Regions from separate parts of the Homo sapiens genome. Here region 2 is linked to region 1. A link is an interaction called in ENCODE POLR2A ChIA-PET data of the cell type or tissue named here. Cell type or tissue: K562. All regions are shown on one strand. Each heading gives the region's core, and the rest is flanking DNA. Links, peaks and the distances in the headings are about the cores only. Region 1 overlaps SELENOI (selenoprotein I). Region 2 overlaps DRC1 (dynein regulatory complex subunit 1).

Region 1 (5,383 bases), core at 59-5,058:
AGAATCTGGCCTTTAACCTTACTAGTTCCTGAAAATTTCATAAAAAATTATTTTCATTCTTATCTTTTTTTAGAGACAGGGTCTTGCTTTGTCGCCCAGGCTGGAGTGCAGTGGTGCGATCATAGCTTACTGCAGCCTTGAATTCCTCAGGTGATCTTCCTCCCTTGGCCTCACAAAGTGCTGGGATTATAGGCAGGGGCCACCGTGCCTGGCCATCATACAGTTTGATTTTGTTTATTCAACAAGCATTTATTGAGGGTCTACTCAGTGTCAGGCATAGCATTTGGGCTGCAAAATTAAGCTAAGTTGAAATTCTTGTCTTCAAATAACTCAGTTTGGTGGCATGTGAACATGTAAATGAACAGTTATAAAAAGTTAATAAGTCCAGTTAGGCAAGTGCTGGCTGCTATGGAAGAGGAGAGGAGGCAGCTTCCAGGGAGTGGGAGCTAGAGTTGAGAAAGCCTTCAGGGGATGGAGGTGAAGGCAAAGCTCAGTCTAGAAAGATGAATATGTATATTTATATTATATAGAGAGAAGGAGAGAGAGAGAGATGCTGCTCCATTTATGATGGGTTTCTGTTCCTGATAGACCTATTGTAGTCAAAAATACATTTAATACACTTAACCTACTGAACATCATAGCTTAGCCTAGCCTACCTTAAATGTGCTCAGAACACTTAGATTAATTCGCCTGTACTTGAGCAAAATCATCTGGCAGTGCAGTAGAGAATTGGTTGTTCACTGTTTGTTTGTTTTTTTTTTTTTTTTTTTTTGAGACGGAGTCTCGTTTTGTTGCCCAGGCTGGAGTGCAGAGGTACAATCTCGGCTCACTGCCACCTCCACCTCCTGGGTTCAAGCAATTCTCGTGCCTCAGCCTCCCGAGTGTCTAGGATTACAGGCACGCACCACCACACCCGGCTAATTTTTGTATTTTTAGTAGAGACAGGTTTCGCCATGTTGGCCAGGGTGGTCTTGAACTTCGGACCTCAGGTGATCCGCCTGCCTTGGCCTCCCAAAGTGCTGGGATTACAGGCATGAGCCACTACACCTGGCCTGTTCACCCTTGTGATTGCATTACTGACTAGGAGCTGTGGCTCGCTGTGCTGCCCAGAATTTTGAGAGAATATCATAGCACTTTCTACCGAATGCGTGTTGCCTTTGCACCATCGTAAAGTTGAAAAATTACGAGTGAAACTGTCATAAATCAGACTGTACTACCAGGTTAAGAGGGGAGAAAGGCATTATGGAACAAGAGAGCAATGGAGTGTAAAGTGATGAAGGCCTCGGTATTTTCTGGGAACCACAAGAAGTTAGATAAGGTCTTTAGACATAATGGTGGAGTGGCAGGAGATGAGACTGGAGAGGGAGGTGGGGTGCTGTCAGAGGGGAATGATTTGATGTAAAGGACTTCTGGATTTGATCCTGTAGATCACTGTGTGGTTCAAGGACTGTTGGCATCAGAATCACTTCGGGAGGGTCTTTAGCAAATTCCTGGCTCTCTTTGGGAGATACAGATTGGATAGATTGCGGTTATTTCCATCTTTAACAAATACCTCAGGCCAGGTGCAGTGCCTTAGGCCTTAATTCCAGCACTTTGGGAGGCCAAAGCAAGTGGATTGCTTGAGCCCAGTAGTTTGAGACCAGCTGGGACAATATGGTGAAACCCAGTTTCACCAAAAATACAAAAATTAGCCGGGTGTTATGGCGCATACCTGTGTCCCAGCTACTCTGGAGGCTGAGGTGGGAGGATTGCTGAAGCCTGGGAAGTCAAGGCTGCAGTGAGCTGAGATCACGCCACTGCACTCTGGTCTAGGTGACAGAGTGAGACCCTGTCTCAGAGAAGAAAAAAAAGCCAAATATCTTAAGTGGTTCTTAGGCACATTATAGTGCTATAGGTTTTGGGGAGCCACTGTTTAAAATTGAAATCTAGACAGGATCACATTTCAATTTTAGGAAGCTCACTCTGGCAGCGTGTAGAAGATGGAGAGAGATAGAGGTGCTCTGGAGGCCTTTTAGGATGCTTCTGCATAAAACTAAGTTAAGAAATGTCAAAGGCCTGAACTAAGGGGTGGGGATAAAAAGGAAGGAGTGGGGATTCTAAAGATAGACGTCAAAACAGGTTGACCTGCACACTGAATTTAGCCAACAGTTATGTTTAATTTGGCCCACACTTGCTTTCTTTCAAAAATTAGTATCTCTAGCCGGGTGCGGTGGCTCACGCCTGTAATCTCAGTTACTTTGGGAGGCCGAGGCAGGTGGATCACGAGGTCAGGAGTTCGAGACCACCCTGGCCAAGATGGTGAAACCCTGTCTCTACTAAAAATACAAAAATTAGCTGGGCATGGTGGTGTGTGCCTGTAATCCCAACTACTTGGGAGGCTGAGGCAGGAGAATCGCTTGAATCTGGGAGGTGGAGGTTGCAGTGAGCCAAGATCGTGCCACTGCACTCCAGCATGGGAGACAGAGCGAGACTTCATCTCAATAATAATAAAAAAAATTAGTGTCTTTCTCATAAAAGTCCAGATTTCTGGATTCTCTTGAAAAAAAAAAAAAAAACCAGAATATTGGACTATACTGGCCCTGAACTTCCTCTTGACAAGAATCAGCTGATGCTGAATAGTGCTTGCCCTCTTTTTATTTGCTCTCTAATTTGCCACTTCTCTACCAATGCATATGCTTTATGCAGGAATGCTTTGTTCAGTTTACCTGCTAGATCCCTGTGATCCTTGATTTGAAGATACAAGATTGGCAGAACATGGTGACTGACTAGCTGGAGGTGGTGTAGAGGGCCACATAAAAGACGGGGAGGAGTCTAGGATGACTCAGGTTCTGGTAGGATGACTGGGTGGATAGAAGTGGTAGTCACTGAGGCAGGGTTTTATGAAACAGCATACTGTTTTATATATATAATTTTTTAAAAAAATACAATAGTGTTTTGCACAGGTCACTTCTCTTGGATGGGACCACATGAAAGTGTGGCTTATGGACTTGGAATTAAAACAAAGAAAACTTGTAAAGAAATCTCATTTGTGAATGAGTTGTCCTCTATTAGAGGACATTTCTGTAAAAATTTCAAAGATACGAACACTTTTCCTTTTAGAGCCTCAATAGAACATGAGAAATTCTTGATATTTTGATTTTCATTTATTATGACTACAAGCTGACTACAATACAATATGTTAATTATGGCATTGCCTGGATCCATTACAGTTAATTGAAGCATAACTTATCTTTAATTGTACCTTTGTCACCTTGACTAGATTTGGGGAACTGCCCTCTGTTCCCTGTAAGTACATTAATAAGGCTTGAAATGTATTCTAGTTGTCTTAGATAGTGATTTATATATGTCTGGCAGAAAGAATTATTTCTGCAGTTGGCAGAGACAAGAAGGATGGGTGGAAAACTGCAGAAGGGGAGAGATTTAGTGGTAAGAAGATGGCTACTACATTTTTAGGTGCTATTTGGAGGAAACATCTTGAATTGGATCTTTTACTGCCTTCTGAAATAACAGTTCACTGATGATGGCTTGTTTCTCTAACTGCTGTAGTGCTTAAATATTAAGAAATTCTTTGCTAAATAAGAGTTTGCCTACTGCATACGGGAAACTCGGGGAAAGGTGTGCCATTCAAAGACACCCGTGGGAACCAAGGCACAGAGACTGGAAAGACCCTGGTATGTTAGAAGCACAAGGAAGTGGCGGGTGTGTAAGTGACCAGGCCGAGCCTTGGGAGCTCAGTGAGGGAAAGCATTATCATCATAAATACTGAATAACAATAATAATGATAGCAAACATTTATATATTGTATACTCTGTGCCAGGCACTGCTTTAAGTGCTTTATGTGTATTATCTCATTTAATATTCACAACTGCCATCTGAGAAAGAGGTACTATTTTCCCTGTTTCACCGAGACACTGAAAATTTAAGTAATTTGCTCAGGGTCCCACAGCTCGTAAGTGGTGGAGCTGAGATTTGAACTCAGGCAATCAGTCTGGAGTCCATGTTCTTCCTGCTATTCTGCCTCTCAAAACTAAGAGTGAAATATAAACTCTGCCTTGTAGGTACTGGCTGTTTGTTTTTGTTTTTTTGTTTTGTTTTTGTTTTTTCGAGACTCTCGCTCTGTCGCCCAGGCTGGAGTGCAGTGGTGCGATCTCGGCTCACTGCAAGCTCCGCCTCCTGGGTTCACGCTATTCTCCTTCTTCAGCCTCCCGATTAGCTGGGACTACAGGCGGCCGCCACCACGCCCGGCTAATTTTTTGTTTTTTTTTTTTAGTAGAGACGGGGTTTCACCGTGTTAGCTAGGATGGTCTTGATCTCCTGACTTCATGATTCGCCCGCCTTGGCCTTCCAAAGTGCTGGGATTACAGATGTGAGCCACCGCGCCTGGCGGTACTGGCTGTTTTTGTGTAAGATATATAAACATTAGAATAAAGACCTTCAATGGCATGCTTAATTGGATGTGTATCTAATGTACGCAGATGGGGAAAATGTAGTGGAAAAAACCTGATTTTGTTTACTCTTTCCCTGGTTTAAAATTATTAGTAGGGGCAAGCGGGCCTGAATTTACTAGTCTTGCATTTAGTTGAGCATAAAGACCATTTCATTTATGATTAGCTCTATTTGAGATAAAAGGCTTTTGATTAAATAATTAGCTTTTGGACTAATATTACGTTAAAAAGTTTCCACATACCAGCTGTGTGATACTTAGCAGGTAACTTAATCTAACCAGGTTTCCTCATCTGTGAAATGGAGTAGTACCTACCCCATAGGATAATTCTGAAAACTGAATGAGTTAAAATTTATAAAGTGCCTGGCACATAGTGCTGTATAAGTGCTGAGTAAATAAATAAAACTTGACATTTGTGATTCCCTGCACAAATGAACATTGGCTAGCATATAATATATCCACACTTATACACATCCCTGGTGGTTATACCAAGAGAAACTATTTTCAGATAGGAAGTGAAGGGTGGCAACGTAATGGACAGCTGGAAAGAGTAATAAGGAGTCTGTCTAGCTTGGGTCCCCCAGATAGTCTTTGGCTTCAGATTTCTTCTGAAAAGAATAATTATATGTAATAGCACAGAGACAATAAATAATTTTTCTCAAATACTGCACCCTATTTAAGAGTCAGCAGTGGCTTCCATGTGTTTGATATCCAAATTCCTCAGCAAAGATTTCAAGTTCATTCACTAAATGACGCCTCCTTTTGCCATATCTTCTCATCTTGTTAGAGCTTACTTAAAGTCTAGCAAGCAAACCTGTTTGTCATCATGACTTGCTTGTATTTGTCTCATTGCTCTAATTCTCCAGTCTCCTATTGCCACCCTCCTCTCTCCGACTTGTTAGATGTAAACGACGGTATTCACTGAAATTAGATCTCCTT
Region 2 (5,383 bases), core at 76-5,075, 55 kb after region 1:
GTGTCAATGGTAACTCAGACCCTGTTCTAATCCTAAACATTTCTGGGTATCCTCTTTCCTTATTGTGCAGCCCTCCTGAGTAGATGACCCTAGGCCCCTTTGGGGAAGAACTGGGGGAATCATTACAATATATATTTGCCGTTGTGTTCCAGATCCTTCCTTGTGGGGACCCTGCTGCCTCTTCAGTCAATAGATTCTGGCTCTGAACACTGGCTTAGGTTCAGGAATTGGGCAAGGGAGCATGAATCTTTACCAGCGTGCACCCTTAGCCTATTTATCCTTTGCTGCTTTCTTTGGTGAGCACCTATGAGTTGTATTCTTGTTGGCTGCCCTTTCGTTTTGCACCAAATGATGCCATATTTTGTAAGCCATCTTTAAAACTCTCTGTGGATCAAGCCCTTGTCTGCTACTCTGACCTTGGCAGTTGTGCTGGGGATTCTATGATAAACAAGGCAAATATAATCTCTGTTCTCAGGAAGCTTATATTCTAATGAGGGAGATGGGAAAAAATAAAGTGCAACTAAACAAGTAAACAAATAACATAATTATACATTTTGAAAAGAATCCTAACGGAAACAAGCAATGAGCAAATATGAAGAATAATAGATGTGGCACCTGAAGGTAGGTGGTCAGTGAGGGTGAGAAAGAGCTGTCAATGTAAAGAGTTGTACTGGGCATTCAATTATATTAAGGAACTTTTTGGCTATGATAATGGTATGGTGGTCTTGTTTTTTTTTTTTAAAGGCTATATCTTTTTTTTTTTTTTTTTTTTTTTTGAGGCCGAGTCTCACTCTGTCTATGCAGGCAGGAATGCAGTGGCGCAGTCTTGGCTTACTGCAATCTCCACCTCCCAGGTTCAAGTGATTCTCCTGGCTCAGCCTCCCGAGTAACTGGGATTACAGGCAGCTGCCACCACACCCAGCTAATTTTTTATTTTTAGGAGAGACGGGGTTTCACCATGTTGGCCAGGCTAGTCTCGAACTCCTGGCCTCAGGCAATCCACCTGCCTCAGCCTCCCAAAGTGCTGGGATTACAGGCGTGAGCCACTGCGCCCTGCCTCTATTCTTTATTAGTGGTTGGGGCCGCGCATTGTGCGTAAGTGAGCTGGGACCATTCTGTACCATTTCAATGTGCTCTCAAAACAAATGCATGCAGCTGAGTCTGTGCGAGCCTGGAAGCTCCCTGAATTAACTTCTCTGTTAATTAAAGGAAAAGAGATTAAAATATGTTATATTGAAGCTTACATATATATTATTAATAGCCAACAGTAATTGCAGCAATGGATCAGAACTTAGATTGACAAGAGCTTTTTCAGAAAGGAATATTTTACTACTGACATTGTTTCGAATTGCTGGCACATGTGATAATAAAAAGCAGTTGTATTGTTTTTACTTTACCTATAGGCAGTGCACCCACCCCTCGGTTGCCTGTGATACCCACTGCTGTTGCTGCCTGGGCCTTCTTATGTCATGAGGTGTAATGTTAAGGTGAAAGTTAACAGAATCAAATGTCATATAAAGAGTACAGCCGGGCGTGGTGGCTCACGCCTATAATCCTAGCAGTTTGGGAGGCTGAGGTGGGTGGATCACTTGAGGCCAGGAGTTCGAGACCAGCCTGGCCAACATAGTGAAACCCCTGTCTCTACTAAAAAGACAAAAAATTAGCCTGGCTTGGTGGCACACTCCTGTAATCCCAGCTACTCAGGAGACTGAGGCATGAGAATTGCTTGAACACCGGGAGGTGGAGGTTACAGTGAGCCAAGATCGAGCCACTGTACTCCAGCCTGGATGACAGAACGAGACTCCTTCTCAAAAAAACCAAAAAGAATAGGAATAATGTGCTAATGGCCCTGATACTCCCAATCTCTGGTGTCTTAGTTTAGGTTTGACATTTCTGGGAGATGTCACTTTCCTTTTTTTTTTTTTTTTTTTTTTGAGACAGGGTCTCACTCTGTCACCCGGGTTGGAATGCAGTGGTGTGACCTTGGCTCACTGCAACTTCCACCAGCTAGACTCAAGTGATCCCCCCCACCCCAGCCTCTCGAGTAGCTGGGACCACAGGTGCACACCACCATACCCCGCTAATTTTTTGTATTTTTGGTAGAGATGGGGTTTCACCATGTTGCCCAGACTGGTCTTGAACTCCAGAGCTCAAGTGATCCTGCCACCTTAGCCTCGAAAAGTGCTGGGATTATAGGTGTGAGCCACCACACCCAGCCGGGAGATGTCACTTCTGGGTAAAGATGCGAGATGGAACACATACATCTACCTTAGATCTCTATCATTTTAACTCCATTAAAATGATATTTAAGGGGATTAAGTAAAAAAGACGCAAATCCACAAAGTCAAGATCAGGAGGACTCAACAGCAATGAAATTGTGGATGCTGGGAAGCACAAGATAGATGGTAAATGGGTGAGCAGATTCAAGAAGATGGAAAAATAAGCTGATAGTGAAGAAAGCTGAGAACCCCCTTGATTTACTCTGCACTAAATCCCCAAAGACTAGGAGACTGATGGCATATCATATTCATCCGTGAGGATTTAAAAAATCCTATGGCCCTTCCAATGGAGTGACAGGACCTCTGTGGCCGAGAGACCTCAAAGTTCTTAGCCCTTAGCAGTGACAGGAGACTGGACATGTCCACTTCCTGCTACCCCCGTCCCTTTACTAATTATTATGAGGTCTTATCAAAGGCTGACCTGAAGATGACAAAAGGCCAGAAGACTCCTTGGCTTACTTCGTCCGACCACCCGGCACCCTCCTCCTCATGTTTATGGTTCCAACCTGACAACAACCCTGGACCACAGAGACCTCTTCCTGGACGACTGCCAACTTCAGGCCAGTTTGGACCGGTTCCCTGAGACTGCACAGATCCTGGACTTGTGCCCTAAGCATCACCTTTTTGCATTTATGACCCAATTGTAGTACATTTAAATGTTAAATCTCCACCCCAAAGTGAACATGAGTAGCATATTGTTGTATGTTCCGTGCACATGTAAGCCTAATGCACGTGCGTAATGAGTTTTCTCCGTAAATATTCACAACCTTCTCCTATATCCTGTAGAATATGCGTTTCCTACCTCCTCACCTAGCAGAAATATCTGCCTTATTTTCTCCCCTTCAAAGCCTGCTTCTCAGTCTCAGTTGAAAGCTTGCTTCCTGCCTGCAGGTTGTGTCCTTTAGAAATAAAGTTCTCTTTTGATTTTGTGGATTCTGACTCTTTTTCAGTTGACATCTAGAAGTGGAGGTGACAAAGGGAACCAAAATAAGGACAACCGATTGGAAAATTAATAGGTAGATGCCTAGAACCTTTCTCTCTCTTTGCACAGAAGATTGGAGGTTTGGAGAAAGTCAAGCGGAGGATCTAGGGCTTGGGGGATGCTAGACAGAGGCGAGGCAAGGATACTTCATGGAAAATAAGGGGATTCAGGGAAAATATGCACAGTGGATGCCAGGACCTTCCAGCTCTCCTCTCACCAGTTCCTGGAATGGTGGCACTTCAGCCTTCATATTCCAGGCAGGAGGCTGGAGAAGTTTCTCTGTGGAATCCGACCAGCCCCAAAAGAAGGATTTAAAGACACTAATGTTGGTCTGGGCACAGTGGCTCATGCCTGTAATCCAGCACTTTGGGAGGCCAAGAGGGGTGGATAACCTGAGGTCTGGAGTTTGAGACCAGCCTGGCCAACATGGTAAAACCCCGTCTCTACTAAAAATATGAAAATTAGCGGCGTGGTGGTGCATGCCTGTAATCCCAGCTACTTGGGAGGCTGAGGCACGAGAATTGCTTGAACCTGGGAGGCGGAGGTTGCAGTGAGCCGAGATCGTGCCACTACACTCCAGCCTGGGTGACAGAGGGAGACTCTGTCTCAAAAATAAAATAAAATAAAATAAAAATAATAAAGACACTAACATCGGGTTTGCTCACAAAGCAGCCCGATTAAATCAGCCCACGCTGACATGCACAGTTGTTAAGCCACACCCTTGTACTCACAGCTCCCGTCAGCTTTAAAAAAAATTTATTTTTATTATTTATTTATTTATTTTTTAAGCAACAGAGTCTCACTCCATTGCCCAGGCTGGAGTGCAGTGGTTTGATCATAGCTTAGTATAACCTTGAATCCTGGGCTCAAGCAGTCCTCCTGCCTCAGCCTCCTGAGTGTCTGGCACTACAGGTGCAGGCCACCATGCCCGGCTAATTTTTTTTTTTTTTTTAGAGATGGAGTCCTGCTATGTTGCCCAGGCTAGTCTTAAACTCCTGGGTCAAGTGGTCCTCCTGCCCTGGCCTCCCATAGTGCTGGGATTACAGGCATGAGCCACTGTGCTCAGCCCCATCAGCTTGTTTTTAATGTTTAAATTTTTATTTGTCACACTATTAAAATTTATTTTTTCTGCTTTATCCTGACACCATATTACAAGCTTCCAAATGGCTAGGGACTTAGATTGAAATGATACTAATTTGTCCTTATTTTCTCTAAATTCTTGGATTCTGTATAATCAGGTGTGTTTATGTACACATAACCAAAACAAACCATCCTTTATGTAGTTTTTTTTTAAAGGCAGCTGTTTCTTTAACAACAACTAGGTAGCTACTGTGAAGATGGTGACATGTAAAATTGGTAGTATTAGTATCCTTTTCCCAAGTTGTCATGGAAGTTACCATTATACTTATAGCTTTAGGTCTTTGGTACATCTCAGACAAGATAGGCAAGAATTTGGAGAACATTTTGAAAATAAGAGCAATAGACACATTCAGCAACAACTAGAATAATGGAACTCAAAGTTCTAAAATTACATGATATAAGTGAAAACAGCTTTAAAAGCTACCTCATAAGAGTTGTTTTATCATTAGCTTGATTTTTTCCACGTAAAACAGTGTTTATTTATTTTTAACCCATGTTTTAATTTTTTCATAGGCTTTTTAGTTCTTGTCATGAGTCAGTAACTGAGGATTTCTAGGCATCTGAGGAAAGTCTTTAACATGAATGGTAGATATGAAAATTAACAAAGAGAAAAAAGCACCTAAGAGGACATTAAGACTATATGTGGGGAGAAAAAAACAAGAATACCACAAAAAGATGATCATTCAGATCCTCAGAGAGAGTTTTGAAGTCTTTGGGGGAAAAAGAGGGAAAAAAAAGATCCTCAAAGAAAAAAGAGATGATATGGCAACCACGAAACAAGAATAGAATGCTACTAAAAGGAGTGTTCAGAGAAAAAAAATAGAGCTCTTAGAAATAAAAAAATTATAGAAATAGAAAACATTAGAAGGGTTGGAAAATAAAGATGATGAAATCACCTAGAAAATAGAGCGCAAAGAAAAAAGGTAGAAACTTATAGAGAAAATATTATTATTATTATTATTATTATTATTATTATTATTAA

Evidence for each region. ChIA-PET counts read pairs that join two places held together with the same protein. Peaks named below come from ENCODE experiments on the same cell type or tissue, not always from the same donor. Only the 100,000 strongest peaks of a DNase experiment are listed, where the experiment ranks them.
Region 2: POLR2A ChIA-PET joins it to region 1 with 5 read pairs; 11 of 35 experiments call an interaction of 5 or more read pairs at or near these places.

The regions. Positions count from the first base shown.
Region 1 is chr2:26,350,305-26,355,687 of GRCh38, forward strand. All of the region lies in intron 1 of SELENOI (selenoprotein I), which reads left to right. Among named protein-coding and RNA genes, the nearest start is that of ADGRF3, 6.2 kb to the left of the region's middle. In K562, for the core only: no CTCF peak of the experiment used is centred there; a DNase peak (open chromatin) is centred at 2,807.
Region 2 is chr2:26,404,902-26,410,284 of GRCh38, forward strand. All of the region lies in intron 1 of DRC1 (dynein regulatory complex subunit 1), which reads left to right. Among named protein-coding and RNA genes, the nearest start is that of DRC1, 5.7 kb to the left of the region's middle. In K562, for the core only: no CTCF peak of the experiment used is centred there; no DNase peak of the experiment used is centred there.